Linked DNA regions of Homo sapiens: region 1 is linked to region 2. The links are chromatin loops, found by intact Hi-C in ENCODE. Cell type or tissue: heart left ventricle. All regions are shown on one strand. Links, peaks and the distances in the headings refer to the core of each region. The heading gives the core; the rest is flanking DNA.

Evidence for each region. Peaks named below come from ENCODE experiments on the same cell type or tissue, not always from the same donor. Only the 100,000 strongest peaks of a DNase experiment are listed, where the experiment ranks them.
Region 1: it touches region 2 in a loop (2.1-fold over the local background); 17 of 110 quality-filtered maps call a loop at or near these places.

The regions. Positions count from the first base shown.
Region 1 is chr11:63,870,059-63,880,832 of GRCh38, forward strand. The region is part of intron 1 of MARK2 (microtubule affinity regulating kinase 2); the gene reads left to right. Among named protein-coding and RNA genes, the nearest start is that of MARK2, 36 kb to the left of the region's middle. RefSeq lists enhancers at 1,788-1,897, 5,199-5,700. In heart left ventricle, for the core only: a CTCF peak has its summit at 2,141; a DNase peak (open chromatin) is centred at 2,113; H3K4me3 peaks cover 419 bases; H3K27ac peaks cover 1,655 bases.
Region 2 is chr11:63,940,989-63,951,762 of GRCh38, forward strand. It overlaps NAA40 (N-alpha-acetyltransferase 40, NatD catalytic subunit), which reads left to right. Exons shown (of 8, transcript NM_024771.4): 2 at 4,852-4,947; 3 at 5,963-6,015. Among named protein-coding and RNA genes, the nearest start is that of NAA40, 7.4 kb to the left of the region's middle. RefSeq lists an enhancer at 4,055-4,984. In heart left ventricle, for the core only: a CTCF peak has its summit at 5,040 (motif pointing left); DNase peaks (open chromatin) are centred at 4,163 and 5,003; H3K4me3 peaks cover 694 bases; H3K27ac peaks cover 931 bases.

The DNA of each region.
Region 1 (10,774 bases), core at 999-3,498, 74 kb before region 2:
GCCCCCATTGCCATCACTTCAGAGGGGCTGGCTGCAGCCCTCAACGGCAGAAGGCAAGCTGGGAAAGGACAAGTGGAAGGGTAGCAGGCCCCAATTCTGCACACTGGAGAGCACCTCTGAAATCCTGCCGGAGACTATGCCCATAGAGGTGCCAGAGGCCCTAGGGAATGATGATTTATTTTGTATTTTGTATTTTTGTGGAGACAGGGTCTTACAATATTGCCCAGGCTGGTCTCAAATCCTAGGCTCAAGTGATCCTCCCACCTGGGTTCCCAGAGTGTTGGGATTGCAGACATGAGCCGTGGCGCCCGGCTGGGAATGATTTAAAAGTCGGCACCAGCATTCTAGCCCTGACCCAGGCTAAAAGGGGTCACATGGAGCAGAGCTGTGCAAAGAGCTTTTGGGTGAGGAGTCACTCCGAGAAAAGCGAGAAGACTCTGACCCCGAGACTTCCCGTGGTGAGTTAGGAAAGCATTTCTGGAGAGCCTGTTAGGTGCCAGGCACTGTGGCTGGGCACTGAAGACACGAAGTGATTTAGTCTTGGAAATTCCCTTATGCTGCTCTCAGTCTGTGTAATAGTGAACAAGACAGCCAACAAGAGTTGTGAAGGAGGCCGTTCAGCAAGCAATGAAGTGCTAGTGCAGGAAGGCCCGAGCTGGGAAATGTCCGGAGAGACCCTGTGAAGTGATGCAGGGATCAGGAAAGCTTCCTGGTGGAAGCAATGTCTGAGCTGAGGCTCACCACAAAGAGGAATGGGAGTGACTGCTAGAGGGAAAGTGTTCCAGGCAGTGGAAAGCTGTGGCCAAGACCTGGGGGGGTCTGAGAGGCCATTGTACATTTGAAGACAGGTGGCTGGAACCCAGAGTGAGACTCTAGGAAGGGAAGAGAGTTAGTCTGGAGCTGCAGGCAGGGAAGGGGAGACAGCCAGCTCATAATACAGTGTGGGCAAAAATCCAGAAACCATGTGGATCTAATTTGATATCAATTTTACATGTATATGTGTATATACCTACACACACATACATAAAATCAGTTATGTTTGTGTGTGTGTATATGCATATTTGTGTGTGTGTGTACGTGCGTGCATACAGAAAGTTGTTTTTTTAAGGCATGCTTTAAATACGAAGCCATCACTTCCTTTTCCCAGTCCTGGGTGCCTTTTGAGATGAGTGTTGGTGCTCCCCCCACCGCCATGTGCCATCTTCTGGAGTAAGAGGGAGTGCTTTCACTGTGTGCAGGTGTGGCTAAAGAGTATTCACTGTGTGCAGGTGTGGGTGAAGAGTATTCACCGTGTGCAGGTGTGGCTGAAGAGTATTCACCGTGTGCAGGTGTGGCTGAAGAGTATTCACCGTGTGCAGGTGTGGCTGAAGAGTATTCACCGTGTGCAGGTGTGGGTGAAGAGTATTCACCGTGTGCAGGTGTGGCTGAAGAGTATTCACTGTGTGCAGGTGTGGCTGAAGAGTATTCACTGTGTGCAGGTGTGGGTGAAGAGTATTCACTGTGTGCAGGTGTGGGTGAAGAGTATTCACTGTGTGCACGTGTGGCTGAAGAGTATTCACTGTGTGCAGGTGTGGGTGAAGAGTATTCACTGTGTGCAGGTGTGGGTGAAGAGTATTCACTGTGTGCAGGTGTGGGTGAAGAGTATTCACAGTGTGCAGGTGTGGGTGAAGAGTATTCACTGTGTGCAGGTGTGGGTGAAGAGTATTCACTGTGTGCAGGTGTGGGTGAAGAGTATTCACAGTGTGCAGGTGTGGGTGAAGAGTATTCACTGTGTGCAGGTGTGGGTGAAGAGTATTCACTGTGTGCAGGTGTGGGTGAAGAGTATTCACTGTGTGCAGGTGTGGGTGAAGAGTAGGCTGTCCAGGATTTCAATCCTTGGCTTTTGCTCTGCAGCAAGGGCTGGCTGAGGGCACTGTGAGGCTTCTTCAGGCCCAGGAGTCAGGCCCACTTTCCCTTTTCTCTTGAGGGAATGACTCAGAGAACACTCCTGCCACCGGAGGTTCTGCAGGCTTTTGAGAGGCAGCCAGTGGAGGCTGATGGTAGCAGTTGGTGAGAAAGAGGAAGTATGTAGTGGCCATTCCTCCGGCCACTCCTGACAAATATTTCTGTCACTAAACAGCACCTCTCTGTGGCAGCCTTGGGCTGTGTTCTGGAAAGGGAGGAGCTTTCCTCTCCCTGTGGGAGGGCCTGTCATCTGTGGCTTCTGCTTTGCCCTTGGCCACAGACTAGATTGCACAACACAGCCAATGAGAGTCCCTCTTCCCTCACAAGTGCTTGGAGTGCAGACCTTAACTTACAGGGTTGTAGAAGTGACCGTGTTCCACACTGCAGGGTCCAGGTCACAGCCGGCAAAGCACATGAAAATTGACCTAAGGTTAGAATGTGATTATCCTACTGGGAAAGGTTTACTGGGACAGCATTTCACTTCTGACTCCATAGGCTGTCGTCTCCTGCCAGGGAGTGAGTTTTGTTTCCATGCTTGTCCAGTCTTTACTGCTTTCCCAGAGGCCATAAACCTGCCTTTTCCCAGAGGCCATAAACCTGCCCACCTCCTGCTATGTTCTAGTTCTGATAGGAGTACCATTCAGAGTTCTTGGCAGGGGACCAACCCGCTTCTACCGTGGTTGGTTTCCCCTCCTTTTCCCAGCTTGTTTGATGTGCACGTTCTCCAAAATTCTTATGCAGCTGGTTGGCTCTGTAGTGCCCAGAGATTGGAGCTCCTGCAACGGGAACCCCGCCGCTTCCCTCCCTGGTTTTAGGGGCAGGGCTTGAAAATAAAGAATCATAATCTCCCTTCCTCCTCCTCCTCCTCTCCCCCACTTCTCCCTGCCCCCACCCCCACCCCCACCCCCACCCTGCCAGGCAAACTGGAGTGACCAGCTCAGAGCGGGACTCAGTCCACCTCCCTGCTCTGCATGTCAGCAGTGATCTGGAGGAGATTCCGGGGCGCATGAGTATGTGAACTCTGGAGCACGTTACTGTCCCGGGCTGGCACTCTGTGGCAGGTGTGTGCACTCATTCTGCTGTTACTGGAGACCAGTCTCCTTAGGGGTGATGGTGACCCAGCTAGATGTCTGCCAGGTCTGTCCAAGGCCACCCTGTTCTCTAATAGCTTGGGAAATGGAAAGCACTTCTAAATACCCCTGCTCTTCAGAAGAGCTGGCTGGGTGGTTTGGGGAGTTTCTTCTTTGAATCTCTTAGAGTACAATATCCCTTTTTTCCCGAAAGCCAGGTTCTTTAGTTCCTAAGCTCCATTCTCTTGTTGCTAACTTACTACCTTCAGTTTTCTTAGGTTGGGTGCATCTTCCCTGGCCTCAACAAGACAGTGGCTGAAAGGTCAAGAGAGTGGTAGCTGCTCCTTTGAGAGAAAGGGGATGTTGGAGTGGGAGCACAGGCTGCCAGCAGTTGTTTCACCTTCCCCCTTTGGCTGGCTAGGAAAGGGGCACCACTTTAGTCTTCTGCCAACCTCCACAGCCAGCTGTGGGAAAACCCAAAAGGAAACATCCTCTCGCTGCTAAGACTTGAGAGCCTGAGGCAGAGACCAGCCAGTAGCAGCCCGACCCTGCTGAATGGGGAGGATTGTTTATTTTATTTTATTTTTTTCTGAGACGGAGTCTTGCTCTGTTGCTCATGCTGGAGTGCAGTGGCGCGATCTCGGCTCGCTGCAACCTCCACACCCCAGATTAAAGCGATTCTTCTGCCTCAGCCTCCCGAGTAGCTGAGACTGCAGGCATGCGCCACCACGCCCAGCTAATTTTTGTATTTTTAATAAGAGACAGAGCTTCACCATGTTGGCCAGGCTGGTCTTGAACTCCCGAACTCAGGTGATCCGCCTGCCTCGGCCTCCCGAGGGACTGGGATTACAGGCATGAGCTACTGTGCCCAGCCTGAAGATTGGTTATTTAGGGGCTGTGACAAATGGTTTTGCAGAGGAGCACTGGAAAGCCTGTAACTTCACAGAGCCAGGGGTCAGCTTTTGTGCCATAGCCTTATAGCTTCTGTGGCCTGTAGTGCCTGAGGCCAGGGGATCAGGTGCTGACCACCTTTCCCTCTTCCTTCCTGTGTCTTGCGGCCAGCGACTGTTATTGTCAGGTTGACCCTCTGGTTAGAGAGGATGACTTTGGCCTGGTGTCCAGACTCCCTGCTGCCTTATCCCCTCTGCCCTGGAACTGCACCTAAAAACAATTACTTTCCTCCTGATTCCAACATAAGTGGTCACAGAAAGTTCTGTTTTGGCATTTTGATTTCTGATTGGGAGTTTAGGCATCTGAGAATTGAATGCTTGCTTTATACAAATATACCCTTAAGACATCTCCTCTTTTTTCAGCCCTACATGCTTTGCTTGGGTATTAATTGAACTTGGGGCTTTTTAGGGACCTTATGTTGCCTACCTTCCTAGTTTCCCCTCCACTCCACCCCCAAAAAACCCAAAGAACATTGGAAAAATTGAGCAGTGCCTCAAGGTCACTTGATCATAAGTGGTATTTGGCATAGTTAACTGGTTTGGTGTTTGGTGAGAGATTTCTGCTTTATATTTGAGCAAAAAATTTCTTGGCGGGAGGCCTCTATGCTGTGTTGCCAATGCTTGCCCTGTGCGCAGGGTTTGCCCCCTCCCCTCCCTTGACAGGTTGTTCTAATCCCCTTGTCTATAAACAAGTGCAGCAGAACTTGTCGGCCCAGCTCACATGACCTTGGTTATCTCTTTAACCAGCATCAGCGTTAGATACCACGGTCACTTGACATGGTAGAGCTGTCAGGGTAGAGTGGAGATACCAGCAGGAATCCTGGTCCACGAAGAAAGGTAAATGGGAGTGTGTGTGAGGCCTTAGGACTGGGTGGGAAAAGTCTGTTCCCATGGGGTAGGGCTTTCAGCTGTGAGAAGAGGATAATTTCATTCCTTCTCCTTTTTTAAGAGACTGTCTCACTCTGTCGCCCAGGCTGGAGTGCAGTGGTCTAATCAAGGCTCACTGCAGCCTCAACTTCCTTAGCTCAAGCAATCCTCCTGCCTCAGCCTCCTGAGTAGCTGGGACCACAGGTGCATGCCACCATGCCCAGCTAATTTTTTTTTTTTTTTTTTTTTGAGGTAGAGTCTCACTCTGTCACCCAGGCTTAAGTGCAGTGGTGCGATCTCGGCTCACTACAGCCTCAGCCTCCCAGGTTCAAGCGATTCTCCTGCCTCAGCCTCTTGAGTACCTGGGATTACAAGTGTGTGCCACCATGCCCAGCTAATTTTTATATTTTTAGTAGAGATGGGGTTACACCATGTTGTTCAGGCTGGTCTGAAACTCCTGACCTCGTGATCCGCCCACCTCAGCCTCCCAAAGTTGTTGGGATTACAGGCGTGAGCCACCACGCCCAGCTAATTTTTCTTTGTTGAGATGGGGAATCTCATTATGTGGCCTAGGCTGGTCTCGAACTCCTTGCCTCAAATGATCCGCCTACCTCAGCCTCCCAAAGTGCTGGGATTACAGGTGTGAGACACTGTGGCCAACTTTCATTCCTTCTTTATCACCCTAAAATTTCTAGTTCTGGCGTCTTGTTTATCTTTCTCAAATCCTGTCTGCAGGGGCCCAGGACATGCAGCTGTTTCAGGAAACCGCCCTTGAGATGGGGCAGATGTATGCTAGTTCATGGGCTATAAAACTCAACACCAAAAATCCCATCGTCCTAAACAGTGACCTGTTATGTTGTGTGAAGGACAGTGGCGATGGGGGCCTGGCCGCCAGAGAGGCTGCTGGATTCTATGGCAGACACACTCAGGAGCTGGAAGTGTGGCTAAGCTTTCAGCAGCACCATCACTTCCCTCCCCATACACATGCACACAGGTTTCCTTTGTCTCACAGCTGAAGAGGCAGCGCCCAGCTTCAGTAAGCACTGTGTATGAGAATGGACTTACTCTGGCCACACTGTGCACACGCATGTGTGTGTAAAACACTGATCACATTTCCCATAAAGACTGTTGATTTGCAGAGTTTCCAGGCCCATACATCTAGGGCGGGATGTGTGTGTTTTCATCAGGGGAGAGTAGAGTGGCCTTTTGTGGAAGGGATAAAATGGTTGAGCTGCTGGAGACTTTTCTAGCTCCATTTATACAGCAGCCTTTCTGCCTGGGTGCAGACTTGAACCCAAGTCCAAGTTCAAGCCATGTGTGTAGATGACCAGAACTTAGCCTTCAAACTTAGCCTTCAACTTCAGGACTCTCCTGGAGAAAACATCCATCTCCTTTTGGAGATACAGAGAATTCGTGATGAGCTTTGAGTACAGAAGTTCAAGTTATATTTTCTGGCAACCTACAGAATAAGTTGGGAAAGGATATGTAATTATAGAAATAACCAGCATGTCGCCAGGCATTGTTGTCCGTGCTTTAGATGGTGTGGATATTTTGTAATTTCTGATTCTTTACCTACTGTTTTCAAGACTTGGTAGGGACCCCGTTATGGCTGTGGGGTTCTTTGTCCTTGGTAGTTAGCATGAACTATGTAGAGCAACAGAATGGGTAGCCGTGGCCTCTGGCCACCCAGCTAAATTCTACTGATGAGAGGTATCCTGGGTGGGTTTCTTCTTTGGGTCTTCGTTTATGCCGCCATTCCTATTGCCAGTTAGAGCTGCCTTTTAGGATTTGTTGGGTAGGAGCTGTATTCCTCTTGGAGCCATCTTTTCTTCCCTGCCATCTCTGAGTGAATTCAGAGGTGGAGAGCTACAGACTTGGCTGCTTGCCTCCTTCAAAACACCCAGCATTCCCTTGTCCACAGTCTGTGTAGCAGCACATCTAACAATGCCCAAAAGCGGCCCCCTTCCTCCCAGCCACTTGTTAATGGGTGGTTCTGGTTCCTGAGGGCTTCGACCAGTGCACGAGCTAATCTCACTGAAGAGTGCCATTCCCAGGTTCATACCACAGAAGTTAGAAAGCTCAAAGCCCAGGTCTTCTGCACCGAAGAGTGCCATTCCCAGGTTCATACCACAGAGGTTAGAAAGCTCAAAGCCCAGGTCTTCTGCTGCCTTGGGCCATTCCCTTCTCTTAGAAACCAGTTCAATCAGACTCTTTTTTTTTTTTTTTTTTTTTTTTTTTGAGACGGAGTCTTGCTCTGTCAACGAGGCTGGAGTGCAGTGGCATGATTTCGGCTCACTGCAGCCTCGACCTCCCCAGGCACAGGTGATCCTCCCACCTGGGCCTCCTGAGTACCTGGGACTACAGGTGCCCACCACCACGCCTGGCTGATTTTTGTATTTTTAGTAGAGATGGGGTTTCATCATGTTGGCCAGTCTGGTCTCGAACGCCTGACTTCAAGTGATCCGCCCGCCTCAGCCTCCCAGAGTGCTGGGATTACAGGCGTGAGCCACTGCACCCAGCCCAGACTCTTTTCATAGGATGCTGAAAGGATGAATTAAGTATAAAAAGTGCCTTTTGGCCAGATGCAGTGGCTCATGCCTATCACTTGAGAGGAGCTTGGGCAACATGGTGAAACCCCATCTCTACAAAAAATACAAAAATTAGTTGGGCATGGTGGTGGGCACCTGTAGTCCCAGCTACTCAGAAGGCTGAGGTGGGAGGATCACCTGAGCCTGGGGAGGTCGAGGCTGTAGTGAGCCAAGATCGCGCCACTGCACTCCAGCATGGTGACAGAGACCCTGTCTCAAAAAAAAAGTGCTTTTTAATAAGGTACACGTAATGGAAAATGGCTGTCATCTGGTTTGCCATACTCTGCTCCTAGGTAGAAAGTACAAACAGCAAGGGCCCCTTGGAGCAAAATTGTCATTGCCGCCAGTGAATAAACAGCAGTGGTTGGCTTTGAGGGGCACCTTCAGCCTAAAGCCATAAGCTGACATATACTCAGTCTCACTGAGAAGCTCGGGCTTTCCACTGTTCACCTAACTGCTGACAAATGAATCCTCCATTGATCTGGCAAGCTGGCCAGGATACCTGCCCAGGCCATGGCCACTTAGTAACAGGATCCGGTTCTCAGTGCAGGGTTGAGACTGCAGCAGCAGTGGCAAGCCCAGTAAGGCAGGTATGAAGCACAGCCCCCGCATCGGTTGCCTAGTAGGGAAGACAGTTGTAAAGAGCATTTGCCCCTGTTATGTCAGGGTACTGTTGCAGGTTGTCTTTTCTCCTCTAGCTGGAAGTTGTTCTACCCAGTCTTCCTTAATTAGCTCTTCTTTTGTGTAAGGCAGCACCCATTTAAAATTCTTTTCCTCCAGCCTCATTCCTCATCTCCATTTGGGTTTATATCTCCTCAGAACCTCTCTCCTACCCAGCCTTAAGCTCTACCCCAAATGCTTTGAAGCTCTCTTGTTCAAGTCTTTTTTTTTTTTTTTTTTTTTTTTTGAGACAGAGTCTCTCTCGCTCTGTCGCCTAGGCTGGAGTCAGTGGCACGATCTCGGCTCACTGCAAGCTCCGCCTCCTGGGTTCACGCCATTCTCCTGCCTCAGCCTCCCGAGTAGCTGAGACTACAGGTGCCCACCACCACGCCCGGCTAATTTTTTGTTTTTTTAGTAGAGACAGGATTTCACCGTGTTAGCCAGGATGGTCTCGATCTCCTGACCTCGTGATCCACCTGCCTCGGTCTCCCAAAGTGCTGGGATTACAGGAGTGAGCCACCGCACCTGGCTCAAGTCTTCTTGATTCAAGCCCTCACCCAGAGCTTGAAGACTAGGGAGCCCCCGTGTCTGCTGCCCATGGTGCTTGGAGAGCAAAGATCTGTTCCCGGGTCCTGAGTTGGAACTCTGAATTCATTTCCTGTTCTGGGCTATGGTTTAAGTCTTAAGTACAATTCACGTACCCCTTGAAATACTATGCTGGGACCTCATGGGCTGGCCTGAGAACACAGCTACCATTTGTAACATGTTTCTATGGAAAAAGAGTTCCTTCTTAGAACAGAACTTTTGGTAACTTGGGGATTTCTTGACTAATATGCTGCAACAGATTTGCATTTGCCTGTGGAAGTGTCTCTTTATTTTGTATTCAGCTGGGCACGGTGACTCACGCCTGTAATCCCAGCACTTTGGGAGGCCGAGGCAGGCAGATCACTTGAGGACAGGAGTTTGAGACCAGCCTGGCCAACATGGTAAAACCCCATCTCTACTAAAAATACAAAAAAATAATCTGGGCCTGGTGGTGAGCGCCTGTACTCCCAGCTACTCTGGAGGCTGAGGCAGGAGAATCACTTGAACCCAGGAGGTAGAGGTTGCAGTGAGCTGAGATGACACCACTGCACTCCAGCCTGGGCGATAGAGTGAGACTCTGTCTCAAAAAAAAAACATTTAAAAAATCACATTTTGTGGTCATGGCACTATCTATCACACAAGTAAGTTGTCCTCCTATATGCCAAATGACAGAAAAGAAGCACCCTCCTCTTCCCACCCAGAAAGGTTGCTAGAGAGCTACCCTTGTCTTCTGTGATTGCCTTGAGGGGCAGGTTTGTCTGGGTTCTCCATGTCAGCTGATTTGATCCATAGTCCAGTAGCACCTGAAACAGGATGCCCTCATTCCACAACTTAGGTGCCCTCTCCTGCTTGGTTTTTTAATGATCTGCTACAGGAGAAAGATAGCACCTCTCCCTTCAGCAGGAGCAGCCCAGTAAGGGCTTGCTTCTAGAAAGATTGGCCAGTTGGATTTTTAGTGGTCACTTAAGTGGAGTAGCCACTTTGCAGCCTGGCCCAACAGGGAGACAGTTCTGAGGTGAGGGTGGCAGTGACAGCCTTGGGGTGGTTTCTGATGTGCTCTGACCTCTGGCCATGGTGACTTCTGGAGCAACAAACTTTGTCCCAGTATTTTTTTCTGACATTTCCTCCTCCTTATTCAACTCCCTCTTTGAAACTGGAGGAGTAGGGAGGCAGTATTTGTTCACTTCCAGAGAAAGATGCAGCAGGAAGAGGCATATGTCTTGTTCTGCACTTTCCAGCAGCAATGCTGGGACTAGGGGGTCTAGAAGGCCTGTTTCCCAGCTCCAGGCTGGATCTTATCCTCAGCATACAAGCAAGTTTTAAGGAAACAACATTGGAAAGGGCAGAAACAAAGGGTTAAATCTGTACCCAGGTAGAAAGACTGTTGCATAAATGCTGAGTTTTTTTTTTGTTTTTTTTTTTAAGATCTCATGCTTCTTTTTTACTTTGTGTTGGCAAAAACCCCAGGAGAAGATGGGAGATTCTGGGAGGAGATGATTATGCTGGGTGAGTCAACTGAGCTCCCCAGCTGCCGTTTTTAGTTCTTTTGCTTTTCTGTAACAGGAGGCAGTTTGGGGAGGGGTTGGGGGCAGGGTGGGAATGCTGATTTTTGCAGCAGGACAGGAGGCAGGTGTGTATGGGTGAAATTATTTTGACACCCTAGAGTTAACCGGGCCTTAGAGTCAGTACATTGGTTCAAGTAACAAATATCAAAGCAGAACTCTTAGTGTGGCAAACAATAAATAATTGTCTCCTAGATTCTTATACAAGTCACTGTCCGTCCCCAATTGGTAGCTCTTAGAATGGCTCGAGTTGCATTCATTGTCACAGCAAGACACAATGGTTTTGATAGCAAAGCAGTAGAGAAACTAAATGTAGAGAGGCAGAGAGAACTGTATTAAGTCTGAGGACCTGGTGGTTGTCATGGGCAGCAGGAAGTGTGAAGGAGAGGGTTTTCCCTCCGATGAAAGGAAGGCTAGGGCTTGATTCAGGGGAGCAAGTGGGATGGGCCCTGCTGGTCCCTGGCTGTGCCTATATTCTGAGTCTGTCTCCAGCTCACCTTGGTGATCACTCACTTTTCATCCATCACTGGGATAGGGGATCTCGTGGC
Region 2 (10,774 bases), core at 3,871-6,370:
TGCCGTTCTAGTTCAACACTTCCTCGTTGGTTGGACTGAAATAGCAGGCCCTCAACACCATAAGACAGGGTGAAGGAAAAAAGAAATATGCCCCAGAGATTCTGCGATCCTTGCTTCCTTTAGGGCCTCAATCTTATACTTTACAGATGTGTTTCTCACATGAGACCCTACAAAGTCTCTTCTGGCCTAAAATTGACAGTAAGAGAGACTTGAATTCTCCTCCCTGAAACAGCTGGAACCGTCTCATCACCCTCATTCCACAACTGTGGGTGCTGGGGAAGTCATCATTCCTTGTAGTTACCCTGTGGCAGAGCCTGGCCTCAGGCTGAGTGAGGCTTCAGATGGAGCGCTTTCTCTTCAGTTGCCACACACGTGTCCTAGTTGCCACATTTGTGTCATCTTTCAGGAGTTAGAATTTATATTTCTCTTGCTTCACCAAAAACAGATTCTTTTTGGATATTGGATAGTATATGGGGTAGAGACATTGATACTGAAAATCTAAGAGATGCCAAATTCTTTTTCTGAAAAGTGGCTCCTCCTCCCATCTGGATGTTTCTTTTCTTTTCTTTTCCTTTTTTTTTTAGACAGAGTTGTGCTCTTTTTGCCCAGGCTGGAGTGCAGTGGCACAATCTCAGCTCACTGCAATCTCTGCCTCCCAGGCTCAAGTGATTCTCCTGCCTCAGCCTCCCGAGTAGCTGGAATTACAGGTATTAACCATCATGCCTGGCTACTTTTTTCTGTTTTTAGTAGAGACGGGGTTTCACCATGTTGGCTAGGCTGGTCTTGAACTCCTGACCTCAGGTAATCCACCCACCTCCGCCTCCCAAAGTGCTGGGGTTATAGGCATGAGCCACCGCGCCCAGCCTGGGTGTGTTTTTTTTAATTTGTCTTTATGACCCCTTCCAGTCGTAGAACTGTGTGTGGAGTTACTTTTTCAATGGGAATAGTAAGGGGAAGAGTTTTACACTGCACATGGAAACATTTATGTAACACTTTATAACAAAAAATGCCATATACATGTGATTGTGACATGGTGGAAGGAGCATGACTTTAGGGTTCAAACGTGGATTTGGATCTTGGATGATTCATTCAGCAGATGTGAACTGAGTATCTGCTGTTTGGTGAGCACTGGGTGAACATAGCCAGATAAAGCGGATCTACCCTCACCTCATGGGGAGAGTTGGAGGGAGTGGGAGGAAGAGACCGCTTTGAGAACTCTCCTCACCGCCTCTGTGACCCTGCAAGTTCCTTAACTCTCTGTGCCTCAGGTTTCTCATCAAAGAAGTAGTCACACCTACCATGCTGGGTTGTGAAAAGTAAAATAGATCACCTTTATTAAAGCACCGGCAGAAGATCTGAGGGAGGTCTTTGTAAACAGAAGTCCCCTCCTGCGACTGTTGGTGTAGACATTGCGAGCCCCATTTTATGGAGAAGAAAACTGAGAGAGAAATTTTGAGCAACTTGCTGAAAAGAGCTTAAGTAACTTGCCTGAAGTCACGCAGCTAGTAAGTGAAAGAGCTGAGAATCAAATCCAGGTCTTTTGATTCAAAATCCCGCACTCTCTTTTTTTGTACAAAGCTCCCTTGGAAAAGACACTTAACCACAGTGAGCTTTACTGTTCACTGTGCTTATTATCCATTTTAATTAGGAGCATTTTCCTGTGTCCCTGTAGGACAGCCTTACTTCCACAAGGCAGGGGCAAAGCTAATTGGAACAGTAGGAGACCACTTTTCCTAGTGCGGCCCCTCCCTGCCTGTCTGGCCCAGCTGGCTGCACCCTGCCTTCTGCCCCATGGGCAGGCAGCGGAGCTCGTAAGGGGTTCTTGAGTTATTGCGGTCTCAGGCCATGGCAGCTCCAGGCCTTGCTCTGAGGATTGCCAGGTCTACATGAATGAGCCCACAAATCTACTAGAGGCCCGGCTGGCCCTCCTGCTGCTTGTTCTTGGGAATTACTGCTCATGCTTAGAAGTGAGATGGAGGGAACCCAGGCTTCAGTGCTTTCTGGGTTCTGGGCGTTACCCTTGCCCTCCAGCACCTTTGATCCCTGAGCCCTGTATAAGAGAACAAGCATGTAGGGTGGAGTAAGGGAGCTTGTACCTGCACTGAAGGTGTGCTGGCTTCTAACCTGCCCTTACAGCTCCAAGAGGCCAACATTTGTACCCCCATCTTCATGGAGATGGAGTTGCTTTCATAAGTCATTCTGGGGGTGTCAGGAAGAGCATAGGCCCAATCTGATTGACGCCAAAGCTCATGCTCTTCTGCCCCATGGTGCAGCCCTGGACACCTTCCATCCGACGCTTCTCTGTCCCTCACCTCTGCCTCAGTGCAGAGGGTAGGGTGTATAGCGGCACTGTGTTGGCACGCTGTTACCAAACCAGCCAGGCAATGAGAAAGGAGTTGCCGAGTGGTTGCTGAGGGCTTCTGAAGCCCAGGCCTTATCGTGGCAGGGTGCAAGAATCTTTGTTGATGACCAAGTGGAAGTCCACTATGCAGGACATAGGCGCCTCAGTAGGGGACAGTGTGGCCAGTGGAACAAACATGATCTGCAGCCCATCCCTGGGATTGAGTCTCCCCTCTGCCCTTTATTCACTGCAGAACTGAGTGGTCACATTGTCTCTTCAAGGCTCAGTTTCCTATTGTGTAAAGGGAAGTGATAGTTTCTGCCCTGATAATTGAAACCATAACCTAGGCCGGGTGTGGTGGCTCACACCTGTAATCCCAGCACTTTGGGAGGCCAAGACAGGAGGATCGCTTGAGCTCAGGAGTTTGAGACTAGCCTGGGCAACATAGTGAGACTCCCCCATCTCTAAAAAAAATAAAGAAAAAAAAAGAAACATAATGTTTGTAAAGGTACTTTGCAAGCTTTATCTCTGTGTTGTCTTGAAATCTAAATTTCCAGAGAAAAAGATGAATGCTCTAAACCTGTCCATGGTAGAGGGAGGCTAGTTCTGTTCCAGGAGTCCAGCCTTATGAAGACAGTCTATTCTCTATTTTGTTCCTTCCTCTAGGGAGGTAAGATATGAGATCTTGCCTGTGTTCCACAGCGCTCAGCCATGAGATAATTAATAGCTGGTGTTGGTAGAGTTTGTGGCTATAAGAACAATCCCTGTGAGTTCCTGGTATCTGAACTCCTTTCTTCTTGGTTGATTAAAGTAGGAGGTAAGCAGTGTCATTCCTTGGAAAATAGTGGGTAGAACTGATTCTGAGAACTTCCCCAGCATCTGGTTTTTCAACTCATGCAGAAGGTTAATCGCTCTGAGTGTCCTTTCCTGGGGCCAGTCCGTGTCAGGGCTAGATGTAATTGGGAGTTGTCAAACCTCTCCAGAGAGCTCAGGGAAAGGAGGGGTGTTGGGGGGGAGGTGTCAAAAGAGGCTGCTCTATTGGTAAAAAGCAGAGCCAACTTACCAGTGCCTTTGGGATGCCTTCTGGGGACCAGCTGGGTGGTGCATGCAGTCTGCATGCCTGTGCTCTCTTGTTGTCCTGGGGAGAGAGAATGAGAATAGCCTTTTATTGAACACATACCATATTAACCCTCATAAGGACCCTCAGTCATCAAGCCAGGGGAGGCTCAGAGAAGTGCTGTGCCTCGTCCTAGCACTGCAGAGGGTGGAGAGCAGGAAGAGGCTTTGGACAGCCCTGGCGCAGTGGCTCACGCCTGTAATCCCAGCACTTTGTGAGGCTGAGGCAGGCGGATTACTTGAGGTCAGGAGTTAGTGACCAGCCTGGCCAACTTGGTGAAACCCCGTCACTACTAAAAATACAAAAATCAGCTGGACATGGTGGTGCGCTCCTGTAATCCCAGCTACTTGGGAGGCTGAGGCAGGAGAATCGCTTGAACCCAGGAGGCAGAGGCTGCCGTGAACCGAGATCTCACCACTGCATTCCAGCTTGGGTGAAAGAGTGAGACTCCATCTCAAAAAAAAAAAAAAAAGAAGAGAAAAAAGGAGGTTTTGGATGAGGCCTGCCAGGTGTCAGAGCCTGGCTCTTGCCGTGTGTTACCTGGCTTTTCACAATAGGGTGAGTGGGTCTTAGGCCTGAGAGAATCTCACGTCGGCCTCAAAACAGGACCTGATCTAGAAGCAGCTGTGGGCAATTTGCCATTCGCTGCTCTATGCCAGGAGAATCCCCACTTGCTGCTCCTCTGCTGCCCTGCTGCTGACTGTGTGCCTGCAGCTTCGTCTTGCTGGCCATGTGTCATCTGTGTCCTGAGGTGAACCCTTTGGGCCCCTGCCCTCTGCCCTGTCACTGGGTGTGCCCTGTCACTCGTTGGCCTTAACTGAGCAGGGCTTCTGGGAATGGCTCTGTGTCCTTGAGTCCGAACACGGTGGCCCCCACTTGAAATGAGACCCGGCTCCCACAGGAGCTGTGGCCAACCAGATCTTTGTCTCCCAAAGCTGGAAGACACCGAAAAGGCTTTGAATAAACTTAGGAACAGCCATCAACGGCTACCTTAGATGCTGTCTCCTCCCTGAAGCGGTCTTCAGTGTGTCTAAAGTTGGGTGTTCCCTCCTTAGGAGGGAGCGGGTGAGTGAATATTTACTAAGTGCCTGCTGGGGGCTGGCCTGCTGTAGGCGTTGTCAGCTGTTTCGCTGGGTCCCCACAGTGTCTGTGTCAGGACGGCCAGTGCTCTTTCTGAAGGGAAGCTGAGAAGTCTGGTGACCTCTGAGGACTCCCCACTACAAAATGACCTGCTTGGGTCTTTCCGCCCCTCCAAATGTGTGGCAGCAGAGGTGGGAAATTTCTCACTGCTGGGCCAGGCCTGTGGATGCAGGGCCCTTCGATTCCTTAAAGGGAAAGTCAGTGCTTGATTGGCCACAGCCATTCCAGCTAACGTTGCTTTTCCCTGTTGCAGAGAAAGTCAAGCAAAGCCAAGGAGAAGAAGCAGAAGCGGTTGGAGGAGCGAGCAGCCATGGATGCCGTTTGTGCCAAAGTGGACGCTGCCAACAGGGTGATTCTCCCTTTCTTCCCAGTCCCTGCCTCCTGGGACTTCAGCTTGGTTTATAATTTGACTTATTTTGTCTCCACCCTGTGGCAGAATTGTGACACTACCCACCCACACCGCCTCTGCCTCCTTGCTGTGCAGGGAACTGAGCTCATACCTGTGTGTTGGAAGTTGGCGCCAGCAGTTGGCCCAGGTGTTTGGGAAAACGTGGATTCCAGTGAAGTGGCTGCCTCCCTGTGGATCTTCTTCCTTATGAATAGAGGAGGATCTAGATAATTTTTTTTTCTTTTGTGTGAGACAGGGTCTCACTCTGTCATCCAGGCTGGAATGCAGTGGCACTATCTCGGCTCACTTCAACCTTGCAGCCTCTGCCGCCTGGGCCCAAGTGATCCTCCCACCTCAGCCTCTCAATTAGCTGGGACTATAGGTGCCCACCACCACACCCGGGTAATTTTTGTAGAGACGGGGTTTGGCCTTGTTGCCCAGGATGGTCTTGAACTCCTGAGCCCAAGCATTTCACCTGCCTTGGCCTCCCAAAGTGCTGGGATTACAGGCGTGAGCCACAGTGCCCAGCCCCTGCCTCCATTTAGTATCCCATTTTTTGGTCATTCTTTTAACCCACTCATAGTAAACACTCATTTATAAGGATGTGGCTCAGGGGCTTGATTTTCCATTTGGAGTTGTAACCAGGTAAAGTCAGTGTGCAGCAGATCAGGTAGCCTCTTCTTTGGGTTAGCTGTGCTGTGAGCAGGTTGTATGCCCACAGGCTAATGAGGTCTCCTCTTGCCCTGTCAGGTGATGCCAAACTTAACTCTCCTGGGCCTTTCCACCAAAGCCTTCCTCGCACATGTGACTTCAGAGCTAGGCAAATGGTGGGTTTTGGGAGGCTGCTCCTGGTTCTGAAGTTAGTCTCCCGTTGTGGGTCCCCACAGCATCCCACTCCAAGACAACAGCTCTTGGGATAGGATCTGCACCTCCGCCCCACTTGTCTGTGCTGTTCCTCTTTTCTTTCCCTCCACAGCTTGGAGACCCTCTGGAGGCTTTCCCAGTGTTCAAGAAATATGATAGAAACGGGTGAGTCACATTGAGCATTACCAACTGCTGTCTCCTCGAGTGTCTTCAGGAATTCCCTTTCCAGAGTAGGCTTCCTCAGACACAAATTTTCTCATTGTTCTTCGTATTTACGAAAAAACAGGGCTGGGTGCGGTGGCTCACGCCTGTAATCCAAGCACTTTGGGAGACCGAGGTGGGTGGATCACATGAGGTCAGGAGTTCGAGACCAGCCTGGCTAACATAGTGAAACCCCATTTCTACTAAAAATACAAAAAATTAGCTGGCACGGTGGCGATCGCCTGTAATCCCAGCTACTCGGGAGGCTGAGGCAGGAGAATCACTTGAACCCGGGGGGCAGAGGTTGCAGTGAGCCGAGATAGCACCATTGCACTCCAGCTTGGGTAACAAGAGTGAAACTCCATCTCAAAACAAAACAAAACAAAACAAAACAAAAGCAGAAACTGACTCGTGCCCTATATTGATATAAAATCCCCCAGGTAGGGTGGCAGAAGAATCCATAAATGAGCAAAGATTGCACTTAATCTCAGACTGATGTCTCTTTAGATAAATTTTTCTTTTATTTTTTGAGATGGAGTCTTGCTTAGTCACCCAGGCTGGAGTGCAGTGACGCAATCTCGGCTCACTGCAACCTCCGCCTTCTGGGTTCAGCCGATTCTCCTGCCTCAGCCTCCCAAGTACCTGGGATTATAGGTGCGTGCCACCACACCTCACTAATTTTTGTGGGTTTTTTTTTTTTTTTTTGAGACGGAGTCTCACTCTGTCGTTCAGGCTGGAGTGCAGTGGTGCGATCTCGGCTCACTGCAACCTCTGCCAGGTTCAAGTAATTCTCTGTCTCAGCCTCTCAAATAGCTAGGATTAAAGGCACCCGCCACCACGTCCAGCTAATTTTTGTATTTTTAGTAGAGTCAGGGTTTCACCATCTTGGCCAGGCTGGTCTTGAACTCCTGACCTCATGATCCACCTGTCTCAGCCTCCCAAAGTGTTGGGATTACAGGTGTGAGCCACTGCGCCCAGCTAATTTTTGTATTTTTAGTAGAGATGGGGTTTCACCATGTTGGCCAGGCTGGTCTCGAACTCCTGACCTCAACTGACCCACCTGCCTCAGCCACCCAAAGTGCTGGGATTACAGGTGTGAGCCACCGCGCCTGGCCTGATGTCTCTTCAGGACTGATTATTCTCTCTGCAAAGAATCATTGAGCTGAAACAAACTTGGAAAATTATCTAGGCTGACACTCACATTTAATGCATGGGAAACTGAGGCCCAGAGAGTCAAATGAGCTTTCTGAGTTTATGGAGTTTCCCCTGACAGCTGAGGGGCTTTTAATTTCCAATCTAGTGCTCTTTCCCTGAGTATACAGTATAATTGTTAAAAGCCAATTCCTGGCTATTTGGCCCTGAACAAATTACTTTTCTTCTTTAAAAAGAAAAATATTTGCTGGGCGTGGTGGCTCACGCCTGTAATCTCAGCACTTTGGGAGGCCGAGGTGGGCGGATCACGAGGTCAGGAGATCGAGACCATCCTGGCTAACACGGTAAAACCCCGTCTCTACTAAAAATATAAAAAATTAGCCAGGCATGGTGGCGGGCACCTGTAGTCTCAGCTACTCGGGAGGCTGAGGCAGGAGAATGGCGTGAACCCGGGAGGCGGAGCTTGCAGTGAGCCAAGATTGCGCCATTGCACTCCAGCCTGGGCAACAGAGCAAGACTCCATCTCAAAAAAATGTATATATTTTTTGGTAGAGAAGGGGTCTTGCCTATGTTGCCCGGGCTGGTCTCAAACTGCTGTCCTCAAGTGATCCTCCCACCTCGGCCTCCTAAAGTGCTGTGCCCAGCTGACCCTGAACAAATTACTTAACCTTTCTGTTCCTCAATTTTCTATTTAAAAATGGGCCTGGGCCAGGTGTGGTGGCTCATACCTGTAATCCCAGCACTTTGGGAGGCTGAGGTTGGAAGGATCGTTTGTGCCCAGGAGTCCAAGACCAGTCCTGGCGACATAGGAAGACCCTGTCTCTACAAAAAAAAAATTTTTTTAATTAGCTGGGCATGGTGGCACATGCCTGTATTCCCAGCTACTGAGAAGGCTGATGTGGGAGAATTGCTTGAGCCTGGGAGATGCAGGCTGCAGTGAGCCATGGTAGCAGCATTGCACTCTAGCCTGGGTGACAGCAAGATCCTGTCTCAAAACAAAACAAAAACCCAAAAACCAAAAATGGTTCTAATAATAGTACCTTTCTCATGGACTTGTCAGGAGGATAAGATGTAAAGTGTTAGTTCCTGCAGCATAATAAAAGCTAGATAAGTGTTTGCTGTTATTTTATTTTAAAATTTTATTTTAGATTCGCGGGGTACATGTGCAGCTGTGTAGTGGTGGGGTTGGGCATCTAGTGTACCCATCACCCAAATAGTAATCATCGTACCCAATAGGTAAATTTTCAACCCTCACCCTGTTTGCTGTTACTATTACTGATCCAGTTAACTATAGGCTCTGGAGTGAAGGCCCCCTCACGTTTTTTTCTCGTTTTGGTTTCTAAAATAGGAAGTATAATCTGCCTTACCTGAGATGCTGTTGATGAGTTGTGCTTCCAGAATGTAACATCTTGGCTTGGGGATAAACTGGGGCTCTGGGGGATTGAATTGTAGCTGGGCTTCTTAATAACTCTACTTGGAGAAGTCACTCATATTCCTCAAGCCTCATTTTCTTACCTGTCAAATAGGATGATGATGCCAAACTTGCAAGCTGTTTTTTTTTTTTTTTTTTTGAGATGGTGTCTTGCTCTGTCACCCAGGCTGGAGTGCAGTGGCGCCATCTCGGCTCACTGCAAGCTCAGCCTCCCGGATTCACGCCATTATCCTGCCTCAGCCTCCCGAGTAGCTGGGACTACAGGCACCCGCCACCACGCCCGGCTAATTTTTTGTATTTTTAGTAGAGATGGGGTTTCACCGTGTTAGCCAGGATGGTCTCGATCTCCTGACCTTGTGATCCGCCCGCCTCGGCCTCCCAAAGTGCTGGGATTACAGGTGTGAGCCACCGTGCCCAGCCAAACTTGGAAGGTTTTTTTTAAGGAAGAAAGAGAATATATGCAGCTCAGTAAGTAGCAGCTGGTATGAGGTTTTTTTTGTTTTTTTTTTTTTTTGAGACAGAGTCTCGCTCTGTGCCTAGGCTGGAGTGCAGTGGCACGATCTCGGCTCACTGCAGCCTCTGCCTCCTGGGTTCAAGTGATTCTCCTGCCTCTACCTCCTGAGTAGCTGGGACTGCAAGTACATGACATCACGCCCTGCTAATTTTTGTATTTTTAGTAAAGACGGAGTTTCGCCATGTTGGCCAGGCTGGTCCCGAACTCCTGACCTCAGGTGATCCACCTGCCTCAACCTCCCGAAGTGCTGAGATTGTAGGCGTGAGCCACTGCGCCCGGCCTGGAAAGTCTTTTGACATACTTTAGATATCCCATATTGTGATATCTCATAGTGTTTTCGTTTTTGTTTTTGAGACAGAGTCTCGCCCAGGCTGGAGTACAATGGCATGATCTTGGCTCACTGCAACCTCTGCCTCCCTGGTACAAGCAATTCTCCTGCCTCAGCCGCCGGAGTAGCTGGGATTACAGGCACCCCCCACCACGCCCGGCTAATTTTTTGTATTTTTATTAAAGATGGGGTTTCACTATGTTGGCCAGGCTAGTCTCGAACTCCTGACCTCATGATCCGCCCGCCTCGGCCTCCCAAAGTGCTGGGATTACAGGCGTGAGCCACTGTGCCCGGCCTCATAGTGTTTTCATATTCCGTATTCCCATTGACTTCCAGAAATGTGGAATAGCTCCAAAACAGGCATTGCCAGCCAAGTCTGGGCTCCTCTGGTGCCTTGAATTTTGTGTGGTTCCTGTGGTTGTGATCTTACTTTCATGTACTTTAATGGAGAATTCGTACCTGCAGGTGGGCTTTGGACATTTTATAGTTAAGATAGGTGCAGTGCTGTGTTTGGGCAGCTGTGATGGCTAAGTGGGTGATAAAGAAAGGAAGATGCTTCAGGGGCAGGGAGTTCTGAATTCATAAGGCTGAGTGTGGTGTGCCAGTCAGTAGAGGTGATGGGATTCCAGTGCGTACATCCTCTGGGGGTTGTGTCAAAGGTCACTGAAAGGTATTGATACGGGAGCTCTTTAAAGGCTTAGAGTTTGCTGACTCTAGTCCTTTCAGAATGTAGTGCTCTCTAGGGAATGTGATTTCACAGATCAGTCAAGGAGTTTAACTGTTTTTTACTTAAATTTCATTTAGAAACAGATACCTTAACACTTAGGCATTTGTGGGTTTAGAAAAACAGTGTTGGGCTGAAGCCTGCTTCACCCGGTTTTTTTTTGTTTGTTTGGAGACAGAGTTTCGCTCTCACTGCCCAGGCTGTAGTGCAATGGCACGATCTTGGCTCACTGCAACCTCCGCCTCCCAGGTTCAAGCGATTCTCCTGCCTCAGCCTCCCGAGTAGCTGGGATTACAGGCACCCACCACCATGCCCAGCTAATTTTTTTGTAGTTTTAGTACAGACGGGATTTCACCATGTTGGTCAGGCTAGTCTCGAACTCCTGACCTCAGGTGATCCATATGCCTTGGCATCCCAAAGTGCTGGGATTACAGGTGTGAGCCACCATTCCTGCCTCAATCTGTTTGATCAGCTGAGAGTATCCCCCCTGCTCAGATGAGGCAGGCAGGACTCCTGGGGCGGGGTGGGGCGTGTTGAGCCGTAGTCTTCTCGAAGGACCTAGGGTCACCCAGT